Regions from separate parts of the Homo sapiens genome. Here region 2 is linked to region 1. Evidence: read pairs that join two places in POLR2A ChIA-PET (ENCODE). Cell type or tissue: K562. All regions are shown on one strand.

The links. ChIA-PET counts read pairs that join two places held together with the same protein. Peaks named below come from ENCODE experiments on the same cell type or tissue, not always from the same donor. Only the 100,000 strongest peaks of a DNase experiment are listed, where the experiment ranks them.
Region 2: POLR2A ChIA-PET joins it to region 1 with 6 read pairs; 5 of 35 experiments call an interaction of 5 or more read pairs at or near these places.

The regions. Positions count from the first base shown.
Region 1 is chr9:129,742,016-129,744,515 of GRCh38, forward strand. All of the region lies in intron 2 of PTGES (prostaglandin E synthase), which reads right to left. Among named protein-coding and RNA genes, the nearest start is that of PTGES, 9.8 kb to the right of the region's middle. RefSeq lists an enhancer at 682-1,182. In K562, no CTCF peak of the experiment used is centred here; a DNase peak (open chromatin) is centred at 1,182; H3K27me3 peaks cover 1,412 bases.
Region 2 is chr9:129,677,483-129,679,982 of GRCh38, forward strand. All of the region lies in intron 1 of PRRX2 (paired related homeobox 2), which reads left to right. Among named protein-coding and RNA genes, the nearest start is that of PRRX2, 13 kb to the left of the region's middle. RefSeq lists enhancers at 1-493, 1,789-2,289, 2,290-2,500. In K562, no CTCF peak of the experiment used is centred here; DNase peaks (open chromatin) are centred at 112, 1,322 and 1,564; H3K27me3 peaks cover 2,162 bases.

The sequences.
Region 1 (2,500 bases):
TCCAAAATCACTCCATCCTTGGCCGGGTGCAGTGGCTCATGCCTGTAATCCCAGCATTTTGGGAGGCTGAGGCTGGTGGATCACTTGAGGACAGGAGTTTGAGACCTACCTGGCCAACATGGCAAAATCCCATCTCTACTAAAAGTACAAAAAAAAAAAATTAGCTGTACATGGTGGTGTGTGCTTGTAGTTCCCAGCTACTCAGGAGGCTGAGGCAGGGAATCACTTAAACCTGGGAGGTGGAGGTTGCAGTGAGCCAAGATCGTGTCACTTCACTCCAGCCTGGGCGACAGAGTGAGTGAGACTCTGTCTCAAAAAAAAAAAAAAAAAAAAAACATAAAACAAAACAAAAATCACTCCGTCCTCTGGCAATTGAGCTGTGGGTACCCACATCCCCCTACAGGCTGATTAGAGGGACACCCTTGGAAAACCCATTTTTGATTATGTCCCAAAATGAGGTCTGCCTGTCACAAGTGATTCACAAGGGAGTGCCACCTGGATGAGGAGTTTTGTAATGTTTATTTGAAAGTTTCAGGAAAAGCACAACCAGCATATGCAACTCGTTCACTCAGCTATTCCTTAAAGTATGTGTTGATATTTTAAGAGTAAGTCCTTTGGGAGGCTGAGGCGGGCGGATCACGAGGTCAGGAGATCGAGACCATCCTGGCTGATATGGTGAAACCCCATCTCTACTAAAAATACAAAAATCAGTCAGGCGTGGTGGCAGGCGCCTGTAGTCCCAGCTACTCGGGAGGCTGAGGCAGGGGAATCTCTTGAACCCGGGAGACAGAGGTTGCAGTGAGCCAACATCGCGCCACTGCACTCCAGCCTGGGCAACAGAGTGAGACTCCGTCTCAAAAAAAAAAAAAGAGTAAGTCAATGTTTGGAAAGCTGTTAAGAGAATCATAGTACAGATAGTTCACAAACATAGCCAAACCCTGAAGAGTGGGTGAAGGAAAGAAGTTGGGGAACACAGGGTGGGAAGGAGGAACAAGACGGGAAGTTCATGGCAGACGTGGATCCTGCTCTGCCTGGCATGTCTGCAGGCTGGGGAGGAGCAGGCCTTGCAGAAAAAGCGGGGACTGAGCCCCACCTTCTATTTCCAGCCATTGGGCAGCAATTCAGCGGTCACCAGCGTGGGAGGAGAGGTGGTCAGGAGCTCTGACTGTCAGCCCCTGGGGCTGGCCCAGCCCTCCCTCACTCGTCTGGTCTGTCTCAAACCGCAGAGGGGCCCCTCCGAGGCCGCAGTGGCCAGGGACAGGGAGCAATGGAGACACCAAGGAATGATGGAAGAAAGCTCACCTCCCTCCTCCCACCTCCAGGCTCCAAACCGAGAGACATGGAGGCAGGCACGTACCACAGACGTGCTCGGGTGAAATGCATCATTCAAATAATAACCATTTTTTTAAGGTAAAAGCCACCCAAAGCAAATTCCTACTAGACTGGACTTGTATTGCCTCCTGCAGCATCAGGCCTGCCTTCACCCTCCACAGACTTTTCCACACCAGCTGCATTTTCCTGCATAGGTGACAGCGGTGAGGACAGTGATCCCCAGATGGCCAGGACAGGGACAGCTGCTGGCCGCTCCACAGGGTCTCCTCTTCTCTCCCCCAGCCCTGCTGGCATCCACGGTGGGGCCAATTTCCTTGACTTTGTATCAGGGTTGACGCAATGCAGTGCCTGCTTCGTTTCAAAGGCAGGTATACAAGACAGTGAAATCGCCTTCCCATAGAGGGACAGCCTCAGGAGCAGAGCCGAGAGTGCCAGGCCCCTCCTCAGAGTGCCAAGTGAGTGAATTCCTGGAAAGTGCTTACAACACTCCTGGACACTGAGTAGGAAGATCTTTTTTTTGAGACAGAGTCTCGCTCTGTGCCCCAGGCTGGAGTGCAGTGGCGTGATCTCGGCTCACTGCAACCTCCACCTCCTGGGTTCAAGTGATTTTCGTGCTTCAGCCTCCTGAGTAGCTGAGACTACAGGCGAGCCCCACCACGCCTGGTTAATTTTTGTATTTTTAGTAGAGACAGGGTTTTGCCATGTTGGCCAGGCTCGTCTCAAACTCCTAAGCTCAGGTGATCTACCCGCCTCAGCCTCCCAAAGTGCAGGGATTACAGATGTGAGCCACTGTGCTTGACTGAGTAGGGAGATTTTAAGCAAGCCGCCATCTCCTCCATCGCCATCACCAGCCCTGTCCTGGACACCATCGCTAAAGCTCACTTCACCCTCTTGGCTTTGCCAGACTTTCTGACTGCCCTCAGATGCTCCGGCCAAATGAATCAAAAGCACGTTATGGGGCTGGGTGTGGTGGCACACACCTGTGATCTCAGGCTGAAGTGGGAGGATCACTTGGGTGCTGGAATCAGCCTGAGCAACATAGCAAGATCCCGTCTCTACAACAATAAAAATTTAAAAATTAGCCAGGCATGGTGGCACGTGTCTGTGGTCCCAGCTACTCAGGAGGCTGAGGTGAGAAGATCGTTTGAGCCCAGGAGGTCAAGGCATC
Region 2 (2,500 bases), 65 kb before region 1:
TGGGGGGGTTCCTCCCCACCTCCCGGTTCCTGCCTGGAGAGCTCTGCAGTGTCCTGAGGAAGGCCCCCCTCCAAACCCCCCATTTGCAGGGACACACCCATGCAGACACTGGGCCGTGGCATGGTCAGGCGGGGAGGCTCCAGGCCTTGCTGTGATGGGGAGGGGGGTGACCAGGGAGGGGCCCTTGCCTTAGGGAAGCTCATGTTTCCTAGAGACATCATGTTTTAATTGGAAGGCCAGCCTCTCCCGCAGAGCGGGCCGCCCCACCACCACATCCCTGCGGGAGGAGAGTGTCAGGGCTCAAAGCGGGAAATTGCTAGAGACAAGAAGTAAAAACGGACTACTCTGATTTCACTGGGAAGGAAGAAAGAAAAGGCAAAGATCTAATACCAGCTGAAAGCAGGGTTGCTGTTTAAAGAAAACTGTTGCTGTTGCAGCAAATTTAAGGCTGCGGCTGCTTTTTCTTTCTTTCTTTCTTTTTTTTTTTTTTTTTTTTTTTGAGATGGAGTCTCACTCTGTCGCCCAGGCTGGAGTGCAGTGGCGCAATCTCGGCTCGCTACAACCTCCGCCTCCAGGGTTCAGGTGATTGTCCTGCCTCAGCCTCTCGAGTAGCTAGAATTACAGGCACGTACCACCATGCCTGGCACATTTTTGTATTTTTAGTAGAGATGGGGTTTTGTCACGTTGGCCAGGCTGGTCTCGAACTCCTGGCCTCAGGTGATCCGCCTGCCTCGACCTCCCAAAGTGCTGGGGTTACAAGCGTGAGCCACTGTGCCCAGCCTAGGGGGCGGCTTTTTCAAGGGGCTGGTTTCTCTGTCAAGGGAGGAAAAGTCAGGGAGGCCTTCTGTGAATGCTTCTCTCCTTCCACAAATATTGTTGAGCACCTACTGCACGCCAGGCCCTGGCCAGGCACAGGGGCCCCTGCAGGAATCAAGGGAGCTGTGGTCCTTGGTGTGAAGGAGACATGCTGGATGCTATGACAACACACGACGGGGCCCCTACATTGTCTGGAGGTTCAGGGACGGTTTCCTGGGGGAAACAGAATTTCAGAAGGGACCTCAAGAATGAGTGGAGTTGTCCAGTAGAGGAGGTCAGGGAGGGCACGCCGGGTGGAGGAAACAGCAGACGGAAAGGCTCCGAGTTGGAAAGAGCATGGCTGTTCTGGAGCAGAAAGGGTGGGAGAGAGCATGATGGGGGCCTGTGATCTGGCAGACCTTGTTTGAGGTGTGTGACTTTTGTGTTAAGAGCAGTGGGGATGCGTTCTGTGTGTCTGTGAGTGTCCAGAGTGGCCACTCACTCCGGCCCTCTCTGGGGGCGCTCTCAGTGAGCATCTCTTACGGTCACATGGGAAGCCAGTGTGTGATATGGGGATGACAGTTGTGTCTCAGTTGCCCAGAGCTCGCTGGGCTGCCCCAGTCTCCAAAGGAGCTGACCACAAGCCCCTAACTGGCTGCCCCTGGCCCAGCTGCCGTGAGACCTGCACTGCCTGAGAAGCCCAGATCCTCAGCCAGGGAGGGAAAGCTCCAGGAGCCATTTAGAGCCAGAGGTGGGGCAGGTGGCCGTGCCCCACGTCGCAGTCCACCACGTGCAGGACGGCAGCACCAATCAGGGAGGTGGGGACGGGGGTGCAGATGTCCAGGCACTGGGGAGCCATGGCTGGTGATGAATTCATGGTGTCAGGGACCCAGGACCAGGGCTGTGTGTCCCAAGTGCATGACGACCCTGGGGTGGAAGCTTTGTTCACAAGATGAGGAAGGAAGGCCATCCCAGGCTATCTGACCTTGAATCCTGTATTCCACAAGGAATGGAGGGAGTCCGGGGTGCTGCTGCAGAGTCGGAACAGTTGAGCTGGGTGACGGTGGCAGGGGGGAGGTGGCTGTGAGGGCCCACCTCCATCATCGTCGGCCCCATGATCCAAGAGGACCATTTATTGTGCACCTGCCAAGTGCTACACCCTCTGCATGGATCATCTCATTAAATCCTCCCAAACATTCTAGAAGGCAGGCGGTTTTATGACCCCATTTTCTAGGTGAGGAAACTGAGGCCCAGGAAGCCAAGTTACACAGTAAGTACGTGGGGGCACCAGGCCTTGGGCTCTTGACTGTGATCTATTCCCTACCCCTGCCGACCTGGAGTCCCTGGATTGGGCTGACTGCGACCTTACCCAGCCTCTCCAGGCCTGGTTAGGAAGGGAAAGGTAAGAAGGTTCCATAACGCTGGAGCAGGGGCTGCTGAACGAAACCAGAGGTGATCCCTGGCCCAGGCAGGCGGGCTAGGGGCAGGGGCAGCCCCTCTTGTCCCCCATGCAGCTCAGTGGTGATGCAGACAGAGAAATGTAGAGCCAGCTCCAGAGAGCTCCCAAGGGCACCCCTCCAGGGCCTCCGTTTCCCAGGGATAGGACACGCTGGGGAGTGGCCCGGCTCTGCTGTGGAGATTCTGGCCCAACCTCAGCTCCACTTGCTGGGTGATCTTGGCAAAGCACTCATGTCTCTGAGCCTCA